Regions from separate parts of the Homo sapiens genome. Here region 2 is linked to region 1. Evidence: chromatin loops called from intact Hi-C (ENCODE). Cell type or tissue: CD14-positive monocyte. All regions are shown on one strand. Links, peaks and the distances in the headings refer to the core of each region. The heading gives the core; the rest is flanking DNA.

Region 1 (11,598 bases), core at 1,657-9,656:
CATGGAGACTCACATGGCTGCAGAACACTGTCAGGTGAGCCACCAAGTACTCAAATGTTTATACATGTGTTATACTTGCTGTTGTTCGTAAATGTATTCTGTTTGCTATTGTGCAATAGCAAATGAGCATATTGTCCCAAAGCCAATTTACTGATTCTCACTTCTTACTCTAGGTGACCTGCAAATGTAACAAGAAGTTGGAGAAGAGGCTGTTAAAGAAGCATGAGGTTAGTCCATGGAGTGAGTTACCGTGGGCCCAGTCCTGCTGAGATTACAGACCCACATGCAGAGCAGGAAGCCAGTCTGGTTGAGTGTTAGTTCTCCGTGAGCTCACATGCATACTGTTTCTCAAAGCCTGTTTGAGGCCTTGACTATGTAACTGCTGCCAGATTCGGCTACCTGGCTGTTGGAACTCACTTGTGTATGTTGAGACTCGCGAAGTATCTCCCTTTGGAACTGAGTCTATTATTTCTGTTGGGGTTTGGTTATTGGCAGCCTCACTGAATATGAAGCCAGCCCTAGAGTTGCCAGTATGGGATAACCTCTTTAGCACACAGCCTGCCTTACAAGCTGTCATTTCATTTAAAATTCTTTTTTGTTTGTTTGTTTTTTGAGACGGAGTCTTGTTCTGTTGCCCAGGCTGGAGTGCAGTGGTGTGATCTCGGCTTACTGCAACCTCTGCCTCCCAGGTTCAAGCAATTCTCCTGCCTCGGCCTCCTGAGTAGCTGGGATTATAGGCGCCCACCACCACTCCCAGCTAATTATTAGTAGAGACGGGATTTCACCATGTTGGCCTGACCTTGTGATCTGCCTGTCTTCAGCCTCCCAAAGTGCTGGGATTACAGGCGTGAGCCACCACATCTGGCTTCATTTTAAAATCTTGAACACCTGGATAACATGCTATTTAACCTAAGAAATTCCTCAGCATTTGGTGAGAGAGAATAGAGTATCATTTGCTCGCTAGTTGAGATAAAACTGGCCAAAGGTTTTTTTTTTTTTTTTTTTAAATACAGACAGGGTCGGCTGGGCATGGTGGCTCATGCCTGTAATCCCAGCACTTTGAGAGGCAGAGGTGGGCAGATCACTTGAGGTCAGAGTTTGAGACCAGCCTGGCCAACATGGTGAAACCCTGTCTCTGTTAAAAATACAACAATTAGCTGGGCGTGGAGGTGTGTGCTACTTGGGAGGCTGAGGCACGAGAATCGCTTGAATCCGGAAGGCAGAGGTTGCAGTGAGCCGAGATCGCGCCACTGCACTCCAGCCTGGATGACAGGGTGAGACTACATCTCAAAAAAAAAAAACCCAAAAAATAGAGACAGGTGTTGTCTCTATTGCTGTGTTGCACAGGTTGGTCTTGAACTCCTGGGCTCAAGTGGTCCTCCTGCCTCAGCCTCCCAAAGTGCTAGGATTACAGGCATGAGCCACTGTACTCAGCCCAAAGTTTTTTTTTTTTTTTTGAGATGGAATCTTGTTCCCGTCTTGCAGGCTGGAGTGCGGTGGTGCAGTCTTGGCTCACTGTAACCTCCACCTCCCAGGTTCAAGCGATTCTCCTTCCTCAGCCTCCTGAGTAGCTGGGGTTATAGGCGTGCTCTACCATGCCTGGCTAATTTTTTTTGTATTTTTAGTAGAGACAGGATTTTGCCATGTTGGCCAGGGTGATCTTGAACTCCTGACCTCAGGTGATCCACCCACCTTGGCCCCTCAAGGTGCTAGGATTAAAGGCGTGAGCCACCATGCCCGGTCATTTTTCTTTTTTTTAATTAAAAACCTTTTTTAAGAGACACAGTCTCACTCTGTCACCCAGGCTAGCATGCAATGGCATGATCATAACTCACTGCAGCCTCGAATTCTTGGGCTCAAATGATCTACCTGCATAGGTGGTACTACAGGTATAGGCCTCTATGCCTGACTAATTTTATTTATTTTTGTTTTTCATAGAGTTGGGGTCTTGTTATGTTGCCCAGGCTAGTCTCGAACTCTTGGCCTCAAGTGATCCTCCCTTCTTGGCTTTCCCAAATGTCGAGATTACAGGCGTGAGCTATGGCATCTGGCCAAAACTGGCCAACGTTGAATGAGTATGTTAATTCACCAATTTAAAAATCCAGCCGGGCGTGATGGCTGATGCCTGTAATCCCAGCACTTTGGGAGGCTGAGGTGGGTGGATCACAGGGTCAGGAGTTCGAGACCAGCCTGGCCAATATGGTGAAACCCCGTCTCTACTAAAAATACAAAAATTAGCTGGGCGTGGATACGCACGTCTGAAATCCCAGCTACTCAGAAGGCTGAGGCAGGAGAATTGCTTGAACCTGGGAGGTGGAGGTTGCAGTGAGCCGAGATCGTGCCATTGCACTCCAGCCTGGGTGACAGGGTGAGACTCCATCTAAAACAAACAAAAAAAAACTGGCTCACCTTGTTTTCAAGTGTTGACATAAACAGTCAAAAGCACCACTCAGTCTTTTATAATGCAAGTGAAATCAGTGCTGTGCCCCTTCAAGGAACCACGTGACAGTTTGTTCAGTTGAGCACAAGTTCCTTGCAGGAACAGTTGCTGGCAGAAGGGCTGTGTCTACAGCCCATGTGGAACCAAGGACAGTTTTCCCATTCAGTAGGGAGCATCCCTCAGCCTTGATCTTCATTTCTTGGCTGGGCGCAGTGGCTCACGCCTGTAATCCCAGCACTTTGGGAGGCTGAGGCGGGCGGATCACGAGGTCAGAAGATTGAGACCATCCTGGCTAATACGGTGAAACCCCGTCTCTACTAAAAATACATAAAATTAGCTGGGCGTGGTGGCGGGCGCCTATAGTCCCAGCTACTTGGGAGGCTGAGGCAGGAGAATGGCGTGAACCCGGGAGGCGGAGCTTGCAGTAAGCCGAGGTTGCGCTACTGCACTTCAGTCAGGGCGACAGAGCGAGACTCCGTCTAAAAAAATAAATAAATAAAAATAAATAAATAAAAATCCAAACAGCTGTTTATATGGTAGTTATAGAAGAGTGGATATACATATGTAAAAATTCACCAAGGTATATACTTAAAGATTTGTGCATTTCATTCTGTGTGCCTCAAACTGTAACAACTTGATTTTATTAATTTATAATTAAATTACCCTTAAAGGTAATTCACAGCGGGCTACAGTGACTCATGCCTGTATCCTAGCACTTTGGGAGGCCAAGGCGAGAGCATTGCTTAAACCAAAGAGTTCAAGACCAGTCTAGGCAATATCGTGAGACCCCTATCTCTACAAAAAACTAAAAAATTAGCTGGGAATGGTGGTCCGTTCCTGTAGTCCCAATTGCTCGAGGGGCTGAGGTACGATATTGTTTGAGCCTGGAGGTTGAGGCTGCAGTGAGCCCTGTTTGTGCCACTGCATTCCAGCCTAGGCGACAAAGTAAGACCCTGTTTCAAAAAAATAAAAATAAAAATAAAAAGGTAGGCCAGGCGCAATGACTCAGCCTGTAATCCCAGCACTTTTGGAGGCAGAGGAGGGCGGGTCACTTGAGGTCAGAAGTTCAAGACCAGCCTGGTCAACATGGTGAAACCCCATCTCTACTAAAAATACAGAAATTAGCCAGGCATGGTGCCGCATGCCTGTAATTCCAGCTACTCGGGAGGCTGAGGCAGGATAATTGCTTGAACCTGTGAGGCAGAGGTTGCAGTGAGCCAAGATCACACCACTGCACTCCAGCCTGGGCAACAGAGTGAGACTGTCTCAAAAAAAAACAAAAACAAAAACAAAAAATGCTGGGCGTGGTGGCTCACGCCTGTAATCCCAGCACTTCGGGAGGCTGAGGCAGGCAGATCACATGAGGTCAAGAGTTCAAGACCAGACTGGCCAAAGTGGTGAAACCCCATCTCTACTAAAAATACAAAAATTAGCCAGGTGTGGTGGTAGGCTCCTGTAATCCCAGCTACTTGGGAGGCTGAGGCAGGAGAATTGCTTGAACCCAGGAGGCAGAGGTTGCACTGAGTCGAAATCATGCCATTGTACTCCAGCCTGGGCAACAGAAGCGAACTCCGTCTCAAAAAAAAAAAAAAAAAAATTAAACTAAAGTTCTATTCTAAATGCTACTCCAACATTTTCAGCACTGTTTGTATATACATGAACTACCTCTTGCAGGAAACACAATAAATTGATAAAAAGGCCTTAGGTAGCAGAGGAACAGGGGAGAAGAGACATGATTTTTACATATATCCTTTTTGGGCTTTAAAATTGTATACCAGCTGTGCACAGTGGCTCACGCCTGTAATCCCAGCACTTTGGAAGGCCAAGGTAGGAGGACTGCTTGAGCCTAGGAGTTTTGAGATCAACCTGGGCAACATAAGGAGACCCTTGTCTCTACAAAATAAAAAATAAAACAAAAAACCTAGCTAGGCATGATGGCATATACCTGTGGTCCCAGCTACTTGGGAGGCTGAGGTGGGAGGATTGCTTGAGCCCAGGAGGTCAAGGCTGCGGTAAGCCATGATCGTACCACTGCACTCCAGCCTGGGTGACACTGAGATCCTGTCTCAAAAAAAAGAAAAGAAAAATTAAAATTAAAAAATAAAATTTGATACCATGTAGATATAATGCCAATTCAGAAAGTTTTTTTTCAAAAGCTTTTTTTTTTTGTTTTCCACTCTGTCACCTAGGCTGGAGTGCAGTGGTGTTATCCCAGCTCACTGCAACCTCCACCTCCCGGGTTCAAGCAATTCTCCTGCCTCAGCCTCCCGAGTAGCTGGGAGTACAGGTGAATGCCACCACACCCTGCTAATTTTTGTATTTTTGGTAGAGTGGGGTTTCACCATGTTGGTCAGGCTGGTCTTGAACTCCTAACTTCAGGTGATCTGCCTGCCTTGGCCTCCCAAAGTGCTGGGATTACAGGCGTGGGCCATTGCCCAGGTCCCAAAGTTCTTTTATTAGATAAATAACACGGATTTGCTAGGAGTAGTGGCTCATACCATTTGAGGATGGGAGTTTGAGACCAACTTGGCTAACGTGGTGAAACCCCTTCGGTGCTAAAAATACAAAAAAATTAGCTGGGTGTGGTGGCACGCACCTGTGGTCCCAAGCAACTCAGGAAGCTGAGGCACAAGGATTGCTTGAACCCGAGAGGTGAAGGTTGTAGTGAGCTGAGATTGCACCATGCACTCCATGCACACCACTCTGTCGCTGGGCGACAGCAAGACTTTCTCAAAAAATAATAATAATAAATGAAAAATAAAGCCTGTGCTAAATACAAATATGAAGGTTAGAGAAACCTGTGTCTTTCTAAAGTGCAGTTTCTTTTCCTCATTATTAGGTACTTAAGACTGAATTGGAGGCCGGGCGTGGTGGCTCAAGCCTGTAATCCCAGCACTTTGGGAGGCTGAGGCGGGCGGATCACAAGGTCAGAAGTTCAAGACCAGCCTGGCCAACATAGTGAAACCCCGTCTCTACTAAAAATACAAAAAATTAAGTGGGTGTGGTGGTGTGTGCCTGAAATCCCAGCTACTCAGGAGGCTGAGGCAGGAGAATCGTGTGAACCTGGGAGGCAGAGGTCGCAATGAGCCAAGATTGCGCCATTGCACTCCAGCCTGGGCGACAGTGCGAGACACTGTCTCAAAAAAAAAAAAAAAAAAAGACTGAATTGGAATAGTTGGTAGGGGACAGGGACATTGGAGCTTTGACAAACATCTGACTTGCTATGATTCTTGTTATTTGCTCCTGGGCTTCTCTGGCTGGTTTTAGATTACTAAGTAATGTGTGCACAAAACAATATGATAGTTAGGGTGGCTGAGTAGTGGGCTCCCTCTAATATTTTATTTTCCTTTATAGAACATTGTGGCAGGAACAAAAGGGGAAGCTGTGACTCTTAAATAATTAAATACATTAAAAAAGGGTAGGAGAATCAAGGGTTGGAAGAGAAGATTGCAGTAGATACTCTTGGCTTTCCTTGCCCTATACTAAAACACACCTCTCCTAGATATGCATATTAACTGCCTCATTCCTCTGTTTTGTAGGAGACTGAGTGCCCTTTGCGGCTTGCTGTCTGCCAGCACTGTGATTTAGAACTTTCCATTCTCAAACTGAAGGAACATGAAGATTATTGTGGTGCCCGGACGGAACTATGTGGCAACTGTGGTCGCAATGTCCTTGTGAAAGATCTGAAGACTCACCCTGAAGTTTGTGGGAGAGAGGGGGAGGAAAAGAGAAATGAGGTTGCCATACCTCCTAATGCATATGATGAATCTTGGGGTCAGGATGGAATCTGGATTGCATCCCAACTCCTCAGACAAATTGAGGCTCTGGACCCACCCATGAGGCTGCCGCGAAGGCCCCTGAGAGCCTTTGAATCAGATGTTTTCCACAATAGAACTACCAACCAAAGGAACATTACAGCCCAGGTTTCAATTCAGAATAATCTGTGTGAGTTGTGCTTGGGATTAGGGAACTAGAATGGTATCAAAATCCCAAGGCAAATGGGAACAGGGCTTTGGGGCCAGATAGATCTTGATTATAGAAACCCGACTGTAGCTGAGTAACACTGGGAAGAATACCTCTCTTTCCTATAAAATGGAAATAACCTCCATTGGATTATAGTTAGGGTTCATAATGGTGAGTATGATGACAGTGTTGTAAATAGCCAACACTTATACAGATTGAGTATCCCTTATCCAAAATACTTGGGGCCAGAAGTGGTTTGGCTTTTGAAGTATTTGCATTATATATACTGGATGAGCATCTCAAATCTGAGAATCTGAAATCCAAAATGTTCCAGTGAGCATTTTCTTTGAGAGCCATATTGATGCCCAAAAAGTTTCAAATTTTGGATTTTTGGATTGGTATGCTCAACCTGTATCTTATTTCCCTTAGGCATTTGCAAAGTGCTTTATACGTATTAACTCATTTAATTCTCTCATTATTTGAAGGTAGGTAAATTTGAAGGTAGAACTGAGATTTGAATTCAGATAATCTGACCTCGTGCTTTAAACCATTCTACTGTAATTCAGAAAATAAGTATAAAATGTTTAGCACAGTGCCTGTCTCATAATTATGGCTCAGTAATATTGCTTAATAATACAGTTAGAATAATAATGGAGCCTTTTCACAGGGCAGACTTTAATGTTCAAAGCTAGGAGACCCAGAGGGTGAAGAGAGCTAGTTGAACATGGTCATTTTTATTCCTTCCCGGATGCCTGTAAACCTTGACTATTTGCTAGGCATGGACTTGAGTTGAGGGTGGTAACATTTCTAATGTATCCTGAATGTTGGTTGGTTTTTTTTTTTCAGTTGAAGAACAAGAGAGGCAGGAAAGGAATAGAGGCCAACAGCCCCCCAAAGAGGGTGGTGAAGAGAGTGCAAACTTGGACTTCATGTTGGCCCTAAGTCTGCAAAATGAAGGCCAAGCCTCCAGTGTGGCAGAGCAGGACTTCTGGAGGGCCGTATGTGAGGCCGACCAGTCTCATGGCGGTCCCAGGTCTCTCAGTGACATAAAGGGTAGGCTTGCTTATTCTGCACTAGCCTCTTTCTCTACAGTTTTTGTAAGTCTTAGGTTATACAATTCTTATACAATTGAAAGATTTTAATGAAATAGAATTTGCCTTACTCTTTTTTGTTTCTTTTTTCTTTTCTTTTTTGGGACAGTCTCGCCCTGTCACCCAGGCTGGAGTGCAATGTAATGATCTCGGCTCACTGCAACCTCTGCCTTCTGGGTTCAAGTGATTCTCGTGCCTCTGCCTCCCAAGTAGCTGGGATTACAGGTGAATGCTTGAACCCAGGAGGCAGAGGTTGCAGTCAGCTGAGATTGTGCCACTGCACTCCAGCCTGGTGACAGAGTGACACCTTGTCTCAAAAAAAAAAGGCTCTAAAGGACATTATTGTACAAGTAGAGAACTTACATTAAAGTTGCTGAGAGTGACATCCGTATTGTTTACATAGGAGAAAGCAGTGCCCTTGTTCTTCAAAGGCACATGATGAAGTACTTAGGAATAAAATGTTATGTGTTCAAACTTATTCTCAAATAGTTCAGGGGAAAAATACATAAAAGTAATGTGAGGAAATATTAAGCTTTGTGAATATAGATGAGGAGTATATGGGTATTTGCTATACTATTCTGAACATTTTTTTTTTTTTTTGGAGATGGAGTTTTGCTCTTGTTGCCCAGGTTGGAGTGCAATGGCACGATCTCGGCTCACTGCAACCTCTGCCTCCTGGGCTCAAGTGATTCTCCTGCCTCAACCTCCTGAGTAGCTGGGATTACAGGCATGTGCCATCACGCCTGGCTAATTTTTTTTTTTTTGAGACAGAGTCTTCCTCTGTTGCCCAGGCTGGAGTGCAGTGGCACGATCTCGGCTCACTGCAACCTCCGCCTCCCGGGTTCACGCCATTCACCTGCCTCAGTCTCCCGAGTAGCTGGGACTACAGGCGCCCACCACTACACCCGGCCAATTTTTTGTATTTTTAGTAAAGACGGGGTTTCACTGTATTAGCCAGGATTGTCTCGATCTCCTGACCTCGTGATCCGCCTGCCTCGGCCTCCCAAAGTGCTGGGATTACAGGCGTGAGCTACTGCGCCCAGCCATGCCCGGCTAATTTTTTGTATTATTAGTAGAGACGGGGTTTCGCCATGTTGGCCAGGCTGGTCTCAAACTCTTGATGTCAGGTGATCCACCTGCCTCAGCCTCCCAAAGTGCTGGGATTATAGGTGTGAGCCACTGCGCCCAGCCATTCTGGGTAATTTCTTATCGGTCTTCTAGTTCACTGATTTTTCTCCGTAGTTATTTCTAATCTGTTGTTTAATGTGTCCCTTAAGATTTTCACTTAGTGATTATATATTTCATTTTGAGTTCTGTTTGATCCTTTTCCTCATTGTACCTCCTAATTTTTAAAATAATCTTTTGTTCCATAGTCATATTACAGTTCCCGCTTTGGTTTTTTTTTTTTTTTTTTTTTGAGGCAGGATCTTGCTCTGTCACCGAGGCTGGAGTGCAGTGGTGTGATCGCGGCTCACTGCAGCCTCCGCCCCCAGGCCTCAAGTGATCCTCCCACTTCAGTCTCCGATGTAGCTGGGACCACAGGCATGCACCACTACCTTTTTTTTTGTATTTTTAGTAGAGATGGTTCCTTACCATGTTGCCCAGGCTAGTCTCGAACTCCTGAACTCAAGCAATCTGCCCCACCTCGGCCTCCCAAAGGATTGGGATTACAGGCATTAGCCACTGCGCCCAGCATAGTTCCCTCTTTAACATGTCTTTAAACATGTTAAATATACTTATTTTTCTTTTGTGTCCAAAAATAGCAAAAACTGTTTCTTTGCTATGTTGTTTCTGCGTCTCCTGTTCATGGAGGCTTGCTACGTGTGTGTGTGAACACCAAGTTTTCTAGCATGTTCCTCTGAGAATTTATAAATGCTTCTGGCAGGCACATAGAGATACTACCATTAGGGGTAACTTTAAGCTTTTGGCCTGGACTTTTTTTTTTTTTTTTCTTGAGACAGAGTCTCCCTCTGTTGCCCAGGCTGGAGTGCCATGGCGCGATCTTGGCTCATTGCAACCTCCGCCTCTGGGGTTCAAGTGATTTCTCCTGCCTCAGCCTCCAGGGTAGCTGGGATTACAGGCTTGTACCACCATGCCCGCCTAATTTTTGTATTTTTAGTAGAGACAGGGTTTTACCGTGTCGCTCAGGTTGGTCTGGAACTCCTGACCTCAGGTAATCCACCCACCTTGGCCTCCCAAAGTGCTGGGATTATAGGTGTGAGACACCATGCCCGGCTGGCTTGGACTTTTAAAAAGCATAAACGTAGCTGAGCATCATGTCTCATTCCTGTAATCCCAACACTTTGGGAGGCTGAGACGGGAGGTTCATTTGAGCCAAGGAGTTCAAGACCATCCTGGGCAACAGAGTCAGACTTCATTTCTACACAATATAAACAAAAACTAGCTAGGCATGGTGGCACACACCTGTAGTCTCAGCTACTGGGTAGGCTGAGGTGGGAGGATCTCTTGAGCCTGGGAGATCAAGGCTGCAGTGAACCAAGATTGCACAACTGCACTCCAATCTAGGCAACAGAAAAAAAATCACAAATGCGAATTTATGTAAAAATAGAAACATAAAAAACAGAAGCACAGACTGTGACCCCAAACCTATGTAAGGGGCCAAGCTCTAGTTACTCTACTTGGTAGAGACTTTTCTTTTACCCAGAACTAAAATCTAGATGGGTAGAAGGGTAAATTTCCCTACATCCCGCCATTGTTCACCCTCCCATTTGTTTAGCAGTTTTCCTGAGGATGTTGTGTCTGGGAATCTTGGGTTTAAAATGTATCGATTTGTTCACTTCAGTTACTTTTAGGCAGCATTTTTTGGTACTGGGAGGAGTATTCAGGATATTGTTTGCCAGTTTATCCGTAAAATAAGGATAATGTAGGATCTACTTCGTAAGTTTTTTCTGAGGATTGAAATAGTGTGTGGAAAACACTTAAGATTATTGCCTATGGTTATTACACATTTAAATCGCTTCCTTAGAGTAGTGAGTAGCAGGTAAACTACTGCTATACTGCTACTCAGGAAATTGGGGTCAAGTACATTTCTTGTTTTGTCATGGAAGTTTTGGCCTAGAGTTTATCTCTTGGATGGGTTCCCTCTGAGAATATACAGCCCCACAAATTGCTATCTATAAGAAACATTAAAGAAAGCCAAACTTCTATATAAGACCCCATAAAGAGGATAAAAAGTTAAATTCAAGTTTGTTTTTGTTCATCCTGAGTCTCATTGTGTGGCCTAATACCTAGGTGCAGCTGACGAGATCATGTTGCCTTGTGAATTTTGTGAGGAGCTCTACCCAGAGGAACTGCTGATTGACCATCAGGTGTGTTATGAATTACTTGAGGACTTTTAGTAGGATTGTATGCAGGCCATAATTGGTGTTGCAGGCCACATGAGGCCTTGAACAAATCATTTTAATACAATGCCCATAGTAGGAATAGCAAGTGTTCTTTTCCATGATGTGAGTGGCATACAGATATGAAAACTTAGCCTTGTTCCTTCTTAGAAAAAGTGATGGCATCCTTTGTAGGGACATGGATGAAATTGGAAATCATCATTCTCAGTAAACTATCGCAAGGACAAAAAACCAAACACCACATGTTCTCACTCATAGATGGCAACTGAACAATGAGAACACATGGACACAGGAAGGGGAACATCACACTCTGGGGACTGTTGTGGGGTTGGGGGAGGGGGGAGGGATAGCATTAGGAGATATACCTAATGCTAAATGACGAGTTAATGGGTGCAGCACACCAGCATGGCACATGTATACATATGTAACTAACCTGCACATTGTGCACATGTACCCTAAAACTTAAAGTATAATAATAATAAAAAAAAGAAGAAGAAGAAGAAAAAAAAAAACAATAGTGAAATAACAGCAAAAAAAAAAAAAAAAAAAAAGTGATGGCAGTGATGTATGCCTGTAGTCCCAGCTACTCAGGAGGCTGAGGTGGGAGGATTGCTTGAGCCCATGAGTTTAAGGCCAGCCTGGGCAACATAGTGAGACCCCAGCTCTACCAAAAAAAAAGGGGGGGGCAGGGAATGATGCTCATTTCAGCAGACCTGGAAATCTCATGCTAGCAGCCCTTTCA
Region 2 (11,598 bases), core at 1,511-9,510, 44 kb before region 1:
TTAAAAAGACAGAAAAGGAAATATGAACCAAAGAAAGCCGATCTGAAAGAACAAGTATTAAGTTATGCCTAGGTTGCTGATATACTAGTTTCAGGCTGGGTGCGGCGGCTCACATCTGTAATCCCGGCACTTTGGGAGGCCAAGACAGGCACATCACTTGAGCCCAGGAGTTCAAGACCAGCCTGGGCAACGTGGTGAGACTCCATCTCTACAAAAAATAATAAAAAATTAGCTGGGTATGGTGGTGTGCACCCAGCTACTTGACAGGTTGAGATGGGAGGACTCCTCGAGCCCGGGAGGTTGATCACGTCACAGCACTCCAGCGTGGGTGACAGAAGGAGATCCTGTCTCGAAAAAAAAAAAAAAAGTGAACAATAGGACTGGCATGGTGCACTCATGCGTATAACACTTTGGGAGACTAAGGCAGGAGGATCACTTGAGCCCAGAACTTTGAGACCAGCCTAGGCAACACAGTGAGACCTCATCTCTAGAAAAAATTTGAAGGAAAAAAATAGGCCAGGTGCAATGGCTCACGAATGTAACCCCAGCACTTTGGAAGGCCGAGGCGGGAGGATTGCTTGAGCCCACAAATTCAAGACTAGCCTAGGTAGGCAACGTGGTGAGATCCCATTTTTACAAAAAGTTTAAATATTAGCCAGGTGTGGTGGTGCACATCTGTGGTCCCAGCTACTCGAGAGGCTGAGGTAGGAGGATCGCTTGAGTCCGGGGGGTCAAAGCTGCAGTGAGCTGTGATCATGCCTAGGCAACTGCAGTCCAGCCTAGGCAACAGGGTGAGAGAGACCTTATCTCCAAAAAAAAAAAAAGCCAGGCATGGTGGTACACCCTGTAGTCCCAGCTATGCAGGAGGCTGAGATGAGAGGATCATTTGAGCCTAGAAGGCCAAGGCTGTAGTGAGTCATGATTGTGCTATTGCACTCCAGGCTGGGTGATAGAGACCTTGTCTCAAAAAAAGAAGTGCACAATATTGCTTAAAAGGATTCTGTGAAAATAAATTAGGTAAGTAATATGCAAAGAAATAAACAGCTAGCTTTTACTGAAATATCACAGCCAGGCACAGTGGCTCACGCCTATAATCCCAGCACTTTGGGAGGCCAAGGCAGGCGGATCAGGAGGTCAGGAGATTGAGACCATCCTGGCTAACACGGTGAAACCCCGTCTCTACTAAAAATACAAAAAAATTAGCCGGGCGTGGTAGGACGCGCCTGTAGTCCCAGCTACTCAGGAGGCTGAGGCAGGAGAATTGCTTGAACCCAGGAGGCAGAGGTTGCAGTGAGCCAATATCGTGCCACTGCACTCTAGCCTGGGCAACACAGCAAGACTCCATCTCAAAAAAGAAAAAAAAAACGAAAAAAGAAATACCACTTGTGGCATGTAAGTGACTATGGAAATAACTGACCTATAAAGTACCGAGAAAAAAACACAAATAGTCAGTTGGGCGCAGTAGCTCATGCCTGTAACCCCAGCACTCTGGGAGGCTGAGGCAGGAGGATCACCTGAGGTCGGGAGTTTGAGACCAGCCCGACCAACATGGGGAAACCCCATCTCTACTAAAAAATATACAAAATTAGCTGGGTGTGGTGGCGCATGCCTGTAATCTCAACTACGCAGGAGGCTAAAGCAGGAGAATCACTTGAATCTGGGAGGCAGAGGTTGCAGTACCTGAGATCAAGCCACTGCACTCCAGCCTGGGCAACAAGAGTGAAACTCCATCTCAAAAACAAAAGACACTAATAGTCACTAAAGAGATTTAACATCCTTTCTCCCCCCCCTTTTTTTTTTTTTGAGACGGAGTCTCACTCTGTCACCTGGGCTAGAGTGCAATGGTGCGATCTCCGCTCACTGCAACCTCCACCTCCTGGGTTCAAGTGATTCTGCTGCCTCAGCCTACTGAGTAGCTGGGATTACAGGCGCACGCCACCATGCCAGGCTAATTTTTGTATTTTTAGTAGAGACAGGGTTTCACCATGTTGGTCAGGCTGGTCTCAAACTCCTGACATCGTGATCCGCTTGCCTCGGCCTCCCAAAGTACTGGGATTACAGGCTTGAGCCACCATGCCCGGCCCTCCTTTCTCTTTAAGGTAAGGAATTACAAATATAACCCGCCACAGGTAAGTAACTGAAGGGCAAATGAAGTTACCTTAGCACAATGAAGATCCTTATGTTTCTTCAACAGTTTATCTGCTTGCTGAATTGCCATTTTATTATTACCATTGTCAAGATAATCTATGAAAAAACAAATTATGTGACAGTTATTATATTCCTTCAATAACAAATATAAAAAATGCACCAACTGGTATGAGATATTTTGGAAAATATCTTAATTTGCTATATAAAACATCATGGAGGCCGGGCGTGGTGGCTTACACCTGTAATCCCAGCACTCTGGGAGCCCGAGGCAGATGGATCACTTGAGGCCAGGAGTTCGAGACCAGCCTGGGCAACATGGATAAACCCCAACTCTACTAAAACTACAAAAATTAGCCAGGCAGTGGTGATGCACACCTGTAGCCCCAGGTACTCGGGAGGCTGAGGCACGAGAATCGCTTGAACCTGGGAGGCAGAGGTTGCAGTGACCTGAGATCATGCCACTGCACTCCAGCCTGGGCAAAACAGTGACACCCTGCCTCAGAAAAAAGTAATAACACAAAATAATAATAATAAAACAAAATAATAAAAACATCATGGGCACAGTCCAGTGGCTCACACCTGTAATCCCAGTACTTTGGGAGGCCAAGGTGGGTGAATCACTTGAGCCCAGGAATTCGAGACCAGCTCTGACAACTTAGTGAGACCCTGTCTCTAGAAGAAATATAAAAATTAGCCAGGCATGTTGCCATGCACCTGTAATCCCAGCTACTCAGGAGGCTGAGGTGGGGTGATCATTTGAGCCTGGGAAGTTGAGGCTACAGTGTGAGCCACGGTCGTGCCACTGCACTCCAGTTTGGGCAACTGAGTGAGACCCTGATTCAAAAAAACTTTTTTTTTTAATTTAAAAATTTTTTTCAACAAATAAAAACATTATGGATCTAATTTTAACTATAAATGGCTAGGACGGTCAAGAATACAAACTTATCCCAGCACTTTGGGAGGCTGAGGTGGGTGGATCACGAAGTCAGGAGATCGAGACCATCCTGGCTAACATGGTGGAAAACCTGTCTCTACTAAAAAATACAAAAAATTAGCCAGGCGTGGTGGTGGGCTCCTGCAGTCCCAGCTACTGGGGAGGCTGAGACAGGAGAATGGCGTGAACCCAGGAGGCGGAGCTTACAGTGAGCCAAGATGGCGCCACTGCACTCCAGCCTAGGCGACAGAGGGAGACTCTGTCTCAAAAAAAAAAAAAAAAAAAAAAGAATACAAACTTACGTCCCTATAGTCATCTCTCATCTACAAGTAATATAATCACACTATGTAGTCCTTAGTGAAGATTCAAGACTATACATATTTAGATGAGATGACATTAATATTTTTATCCATGGATAAGTAATGAGTTTAGTCACCAAAATCTTAAAATCTTTTAAAAATTAAAATAAAAACCAAAAAAGAAACCTTTCTAGTATTCAGGCCTCAAATCTACCAAGTGGACTATGTTCCTTCAATGAAATATATTTAATGAGTACTGACTTTGCCACAGAGTTAAGTCTAATTTGCTGAAGAAAAAAATAAGAGAAAGTTTTACCCATAAGATTGGGAGGTAGGGAATGAATTTCAATAATAGCAGGAGTAGGCAAGGATGTAGGGAAAATAGTACTTTTTTGTGTGTGTGTGAGACAGGGTCTTGCTCAGTCGCCCAAGTTGGAGTGCAATGGCACAATCTTGACTCACTGCAACCTCTGCCTCCTGAGTTCAAGCAATTCTCCTGCCTCAGCCTCCCGAGTAGCTGGGATTACAGGTGTGCACCACCATGCCCAGCTAAATTTGGTATTTTTACTAGAGATGAGGTTTCACTATGTTGGCCAGGCTAGTCTCGAACTCCTGACCTCAAGTGATCTGCCCGCCTCAGCCTCCCAAAGTGAAGGGAGTACATGTGTGAAAGGAGTGTGCCACCATGCCCAGCTGATACATTTCAAGTTTTAAGGAATATGGAGACCCACCATAAAATTGTGTTAGGCTGAGTGTGGTGGCTCATGCCTGCAATCCCAGCACTTAGGAAGGCTGAAGCGGGAGGATAACTTGAGGCCAGAAGTACAAGACCAGCCCAGGCAACACAGCAAGACACCATCTCTAGAAAAAATTTAAAAATTTGGCCAGGCGCGGTGGTTCACACCTGTAATCCCAGCACTTTGGGAGGCCGAGGCGGGCGGATCACGAGGTCAGGAGATTGAGACCATCCTGGCTAACACGGTGAAACCCCATCTCTACTAAAAATACAAAAAATTAGCCGGGCATGGTGGCGGGTGCCTGTAGTCCCAGCTACTCGTGAGGCTGAGGCAGGAGAATGGCGTGAACCCAGGAGGTGGGGCTTGCAGTGAGCTGAGATCGCGCCACTGCACTCCAGCCTGAGTGACAGAGTGAGACTCCGTCTAAAAAAAAAAAGAATTAAAAAAATTTGTCAGGTACGGTGGCGCATGCCTATAGTCCCAGCTACTTGGGAGGTCTGCTTGAGCTTGGGAGGTAGAGGCTGCAGTGAGCTATGATTGCACTACTGCACTCCAGCCTGGGTGGCAGAGCAAGACCTTGTCTCAAAAAAAAAACAAAAACAAACAAACAAAAAAAAAAAAACAAGAAATGAACTATCAAGCACAAAAGACAGAGAGAAAGAAAAAAAAAGACATGGAGGAAGCCTTATATTCATATTGCTAAGGGAAAAAAACCCAATCTGAAAAGGCTATATACTATATAACTCCTACATGGCATTCTGGAAAAGGTGAAAAACTATACAGATAGTAAAATCATCAGTGGTTGACAGAGGATGGAGGTTGGGATGGATAGGTGGAGCACAGGGGATTTTTAGGGCACTGAAACATTCTATATAATACTGTAATGGTGGATATAGGTCTTCATACATTTGTCAAACCCAGAGAATACACAACACAAAGAATGAAGCCTAAACTATTTACGGATTTTAATTAACAATTATGTATCATGTTGGCTCAGCAATGGTAACAAACGTATATGAATCCAAGTTGTTAATAATAAGGGAAACCATGGGGATGGGGAGAGGGAGTATTTGGGAACTCTGTACTTTCTACTCATTTTTCTGTAAACCATAAAGCAGTTTTATGCTCTAAAAACAGTCTATTAATTCTTTTAAAAAGTCTAACAAAAGCAAAGATTCATTTCTAGAGAAGAAAAATGAGAAGTGTTATAAATGGGAAAACAGTACAGTAGCTGTCAATTCTAAATATACAATGATGACTGAACACAGGCCAGTTCACAATCCTCTACCACTACCAGGTTCCTCTTTGCTCATCAAAGTTCCCTATCAGCAAAGGCACAGACAACTTAAAATAATCTATGACCCTGGTGGCTCAGAGTGTCCCACAGAACAGAAATAAACTTTCATTTTACTATACTAAATTTTTCTGCAATTAACACTTAACTAAAACTTAGTCTCATGAATGCATGAGTTCAATGCACTTAATGCACTTAATATTGATGAGCACCAATAATGCTAGGTAAAAAGATAAGAAGCCTTACTCTGTAGGAAATCACAATTTAGAGAGGAAGGCCAAAGACCTAATATTCTGGAGAGGCATTGGAGAATCACAGATATCTAAAAGCACATAATCTTGGCCTAAATACCTAAACATCTAATACCAGTTTTCTTAAATCCTTAGCTGAACTGACAGGCCATCATTTGTCCTTATAAACTATCTGACAAAGATAAACCAGCTCAATAAACGACACCCTCTCTTCCTCATAACTTGATGCTGATCTCATTCTGAGTCAGTTCTAAGTCATTGCTGACTCAGTGGTCCTGCAAGGTTCCAGGTTCATAGAACCTATCTTGAAGCCTTCTCAAAGGGTAAACATCTTTGATGAGACCCATCTCTGAAGGTCTGCCCATAAATGGATCAGACCAGAGGTTAGGACTATAAGGGTATTTTTCCCTTCCCCTCTGTAGTTGACGAGGTTCTGATATAATGTACCTACTTGCCCATGCCCTCTTGTCTGGAAATGGTTTCCAGTGCCCCTGCTGAAGGGGTAGGACTAGATGACCATGTCTAGACCATGTAACTGCAGCCCACCCCAGGTTGGACATTTGATCCAAGCTGGGTAAATCAGGTTTCTTCCTGGTACTCTCTAACTATAAAACTGAAAGCCAGAGTCAGTAAGTTACAAGGAACCTCAGGTGGAAAATCTTAAAAATTTTAAGTCTGAGTTTACCAGTGGCAGCTCCAGAATTTCTATTTTGAAGGCACTTTCGGGGATGCAAGTTGATTGATGTGCAGCAAAGAAAAAGAGTTGTCTCGGCCAGGCGTGGTGGCTCACGGCTGTAATCCCAGCACTTTGGGAAGCTGAGGCGGGTGGATCATGAGGTCAGGAGATCGAGACCATCCTGGCTAACACGGTGAAAGCCCATCTCTACTAAAAATACAAAAAATTAGCCGGGCGTGGTGGCGGGCGCCTGTAGTCCCAGCTACTCGGGAGGCTGAGGTAGGAGAATGGCGTGAACCCTGGAGGCGGAGGTTTCAGTAAGCCAAGATTGCGCCACTGCACTCCAGCCTGGGAGACAGAGCGAGACTCCGTCTCAAAAAAAAAAAAAAAAAAAGAGTTGTCTCTTGACTCTTTATTCACACAGCATTTATATAAAAATGAAAAATGTCAATTACCTTTATTGGAAAATCTAGAGAAATTAAGCTTACGGGTGAGGCTAATGAACCCTCCCTTCTCCAGCCACAGCTTGGTGTGGCTACAAAAGTCAACATGTTGGGTTCTGGGTAAGTTGATGAGTAAGCAGGAAAAAACATTATGAAGAACCGAGCAGACCCGGCGGCTCATGCCTGTAATTCCAGCACTTTGGGAGGCAGAGGCAGACAGATCCCTTGAGGTCAGGAGTTCAAGACCAGCCTGGCCAACACGGTGAAACCCCGTCTCTACCAAAAAAAGTACAAAAATTAGCTGGGCTTGGTGGCGCACGCCTGTAATCCCAGCTACTTGGGAGGCTGAGGCCTAAGAATCACTTGAACCCGGGAGGCGGAGGTTGCAATGAGCTGAGATTGTGCCACTGCACTCCAGCCTGGCAACAGAGCAAGACTCCATCTCAAAAAAAAAAAAAAAAAAAAAACCAAGCAGAGAAATGAATAGACACAGAGAAAAGCAGAGATGAGCAACTGAAAAAGAAGCTTCAGGTCCTGACAACTTTCTCATTTCCATCAGGTCCTGGGGCACTACACTCTTGCCTTGGCTCCCACAAGGATTTACAGTAACCGTCTTTACTTGCGCTGGTATCAAAGAGATTGTTTCTTCACCTGAAAGAGTTTAAAACACTTTACCACATTCAGCCAGGTATCAGGCTCCCATTTCCTGGACCTAGGAGAGTGTGATTAATTAGCTGCTAAGTCTCTTGGGAAAGTTTATTTTCATTTTACATTACTAAATCTGTAATATAAGTTAAGTAGTCCTTGGAGAAAACAAGCCAATAAAAACGATATCCTAAATCTGTCTTCTTAGTAAGTCTTTTTAAAAAGCTACTCAAGGGGAATTGTAGTTTGGCCATGAGGAATGGTGCTGTTCCCTTAATAACAGGAGTCAGCCAAAATCAGCCATCCACAGATCAGGCAATGGAAACAATAAGATGTATTGGTTAAAGCAGTATTTTCCAAAGCACGGGTGAGTGCCATTCCAAATGAAATGTTTTTAGTCCTTGCAGACAGCCCTAGATAATACTCACAGTGAAAAAGTCAATCTCTTTCTTTCTTTTTTTTGAGACTCGCTCTGTTGCCCAGGCTAGAGTGCAGTTGCGCGATCCCAGCTCACTGCAACCTCCGCCTCCAAGGTTCAACTGGGATTGTGCTAAGATTACAGGCGTGAGCCACCACGCCTGGCCCTAATCTCTTTTCTAATACTTCCTTTACATTAAGGAGAAAGTGTCAGTTTGGTGCTAGCCTACTATTTCTCTAAAAATTGCTAGTATCTTTTTTTTTTTTTGGAGACAGAGTCTCACTCTGTCGCCAGGCTGGAGTGCAGTGGCATGATCTCGATTCACTGCAACCTCCACCTCCTAGATTAAAGCAATTCTCCTGCCTCAGCCTCCTGAGTAGCTGGGACTACAGGTGCGCACCACCACACCCAGCTAATTTTTTTTGTACTTTTAGTAGAGACGGGGTTTCACCATGTTGGCCAGGATGGTCTCAATCTCTTGACCTCGTGATCCGTCTGCCTCGGTCTCCCAAAGTGCTGGGATTATAGGCATGAGCTGTCGCACTCGGCCTTTTTTTTTTTCCAGAAGGAAGGAATAGGTCCTGAAGTTTCACAAGTATCAGAATCTGGTTAATAACATTGTTTAGTTTTCATTGTACTTTACTTTTACAGTTTTATTTTCCTACAGCAAGTGATACAAGTTTTCCACTCATAGCAATAATATAATTATAAAATAAATTTAATTTTAAAAGTCACCTTGGAGAAAAATATTAACTGATAGCACAGATAATACTATAATGCAGCTAAAATAATGAGATTAGGTAAAAGAACGATAGAAATTTGGGAAGAACTGGGATAAATCATTGGCAAGACACTATCAAAATTTGTTGAATGAACGCACAAGCTGCACTCCTGAGGTAACACTTCCCAAAGAAGCTACTAGTCCTTGGAGATGCAGGCAGCAGCAGGCCTGGACACATGCAGGCCTGCTGTCCACATGCCCTGGAGAAGAGGTCCTGGGATTTGTTCATCCAATCTTACTGAGGGATGGATACTGACAGTAGGAAAAGTATCAATTTTGCAAATAAAAAGGAAAGTTTTTCATCTGCATGTTCTTGCAGCTGCCATGAATGGTCTCCTTAGCAGCTGAAATAGTATGCTCAGTTTCCACTTCCTACAAGAATTTCAGAGACTATTAAAGATATTGCCACAACTTATAAAAACGCTAAATAGAAGAGAGCTCCATCTTTAAACACAATATCCTTTACTTAAAAATTCTAAAAGTTGGAGAATAGGAGCCTTGCTTTTACCATGAATACAAATTACAGAAGACACATTCCTTCACTCAGCAAGCCTTTGTTAAATACCTACCATGTGCAAGATTGCAAGGGACAAGGATGAACCTAAAAATGAATAATGCCTCCTAACTGACCGACCCATTCTACATTTGCCTCCTATTTATTTATGACAGAGTCTTGCTCTGTCACCAGGCTGGAGTGCAGTGGCACGATCTCGGCTCACTGCAACCTCTGCCTCCCAGGTTCAAGTGATTCTCCTGCCTCAGCCTCCTGAGCAGCTGGGACTACAGGCTCGTACCACCAGGCCTGGCTAATTTTTTTGTATTTTAGTAGAGACAGGGTTTCACCATGTTGGCCAGGATGGTCTCGATCTCCTGACCTCGTGATCCTCCTGCCTCAGCCTCCCAAAGTGCTGGGATTACAGGCGTGAGCCACCACACCTGGCCTTGCTTCCCTTTTAGTTTAAAGGTTTATTTCCCACACAGTATTCAGAGCTATCTTTTTTACATGCACACCTTATCACTCTACTCCTCTGGTTAAATCCTTTTAATGTCATCCACTGTCCTTTTCTTTCTTTTCACAGGTATTGATTCCATTGTCTTTTTTTTTTTTTTTTTTTTTTTGAGATGGAGTCTTGCTCTGTTGCCCAGGCTGGAGTGCAGTGGCTCGATCTTGGCTCGCTGCATGCTCCGCCTCCCGGGCTCACGCCATTCTCCTACCTCAGCCTCCGGAGTAGCTGGGACTACAGGCGCCCGCCATCACGCCCGGAGAATTTTTTGTATTTTTAGTGGAGACGGGGTTTCACCGTGTTACCAGGATAGTCTCGATCTCCTGACCTCGTCATCCACCTGCCTTGGCCTCCCAAAGTGCTGGGATTACAGGCGTGAGCCACCACACCCGGCCTGATTCCACTGTCTTTAAAACAAATTTCAATATCCTTAAAATGGATTACAAAGCTGAGTCGCTGCCCACCCCAGCCTCATCTCACTTCCTCACTCATTTCTTCATTCCAACTGCACAAGCCTTTGCTTACATCCTCAAGTGGACCAAGCTCCTTTTCTCAGGGTCTTCACCACCCTCTCCCCATCTCTTTGCCTAACCCTGGTTCTCTTTTCATGTCCAAAGTAAAACATCATTTCCACAGGAAACCTTTTCTTGACCTGACCCCAACAGTCCAAATGCCCCTATTGTATGCTCTCATGGCAAACTGTCCTATTCCTTCAAATCCCTTAACATAACTGTAATGGTGATGTGTACTGTCATTTCAAGGAGATAAGCTCCTTGAAAGCAGAAACTATGTCTGTGCTGTTTAGTACTCATTTCCTGCATCTATATTGTGCCTAACACATATCAGGCCCTCAATAAATGTTGAATGAAGGAATGCATAAATGAACAAATTGTATGGGGGAAAAAAGGGCAGTCTGCTAGAAAAATGAAAGATATATATATAAGATAATACAGGCCGGGTGCGGTGGCTCATGCCTGTAATCCCAACAGTTTGGGAGGCCGAGGAAGGTGGATTGCTTGAGGTCAGGAGTTCAAGACCTGCCTGACCAACATGGTGAAATCCCATCTCTACTAACAATACAAAAATTAGCCAGGTGTGGTGGCAGGTGCTTGTAATCCCAGCTACTTGGGAGGCTGAGGCAGGAGAATCACTTGAATCCAGGAGGCGGAGGTTGCAGCGAGTGGAGATCACGCCATTGCACTCCAGCCCAGGTGACAGAGTGAGACTGCATCTTAAAAAATCTATCAAAAAAAAAAGATAATACAAAGTGATCACAACAGGAAGTTCAAAGAACCAGTGATTAGTGATGGCTACCAGCTATTAAATTTTTTCCAAATCTTTTCAACTTTTTTTTTTTTTTTTGAGACAGAGTCTAGCTTTGTCACCCAGGCTGCAGTACAGTGGTGCAATCCCGGCTCACTGCATCCTCCACCTCCTGGGTTCAAGCTATTCTCCTGCCTCAGCCTCCCGAGTAGCTAGGATTACAGGCGTGCATCACCATGCCCAGCTAATTTTTTTGTATTTTTAGTAGAGATGGGTTTTCACCACGTTGGCCAGGCTGGTCTGAAACTCCTGGACTCAAGTGATCCACCCAGGAGGCGGAGGTTGCAGCAAGCTGAGATCGCACCATTGCACTCCAGCCTGGGCGACAAGAGTGAAACTCCATCTCAAAAAAATAAAATAAAATAAAAATTTAAAAAACTAGCCAGGCATGGTGGCATGTGCCTGCAGTGCCAGCTACTCCAGAGGCTGAGGCGGGAGGATCACTTGAGCTCAGGAGGTCGAAGCTGCAGTGAGCCATGTTCACATCACTGCACTGCAGCCTGGACAACACAGCAAGACCTTGTCTCCAAAAACAGAAAAAAAAAAAGAAATGTACTAATCTCTTCATCTTGCCCTATGTTTCAACAACTACCCTCTAATCTATGTATTCATCTAAGAATATTTTTGTGCACTAAAACCTTCATT

The links. A loop is a pair of places that touch in the nucleus more often than their neighbours do. Peaks named below come from ENCODE experiments on the same cell type or tissue, not always from the same donor. Only the 100,000 strongest peaks of a DNase experiment are listed, where the experiment ranks them.
Region 2: a loop joins it to region 1, with 2.0 times the contacts of the local background. A loop is called at or near these places in 17 of 110 quality-filtered maps.

What each region holds. Positions count from the first base shown.
Region 1 is chr12:112,134,840-112,146,437 of GRCh38, forward strand. TRAFD1 (TRAF-type zinc finger domain containing 1) reads left to right here. Exons shown (of 12, transcript NM_006700.3): 3 at 1-34; 4 at 174-227; 5 at 5,980-6,385; 6 at 7,250-7,456; 7 at 10,747-10,823. Among named protein-coding and RNA genes, the nearest start is that of TRAFD1, 15 kb to the left of the region's middle. In CD14-positive monocyte, for the core only: no CTCF peak of the experiment used is centred there; a DNase peak (open chromatin) is centred at 6,112; H3K4me3 peaks cover 1,435 bases; H3K27ac peaks cover 2,311 bases.
Region 2 is chr12:112,090,893-112,102,490 of GRCh38, forward strand. NAA25 (N-alpha-acetyltransferase 25, NatB auxiliary subunit) reads right to left here. Exons shown (of 24, transcript NM_024953.4): 2 at 2,159-2,244. Among named protein-coding and RNA genes, the nearest start is that of NAA25, 12 kb to the right of the region's middle. In CD14-positive monocyte, for the core only: no CTCF peak of the experiment used is centred there; a DNase peak (open chromatin) is centred at 5,919; H3K27ac peaks cover 1,897 bases.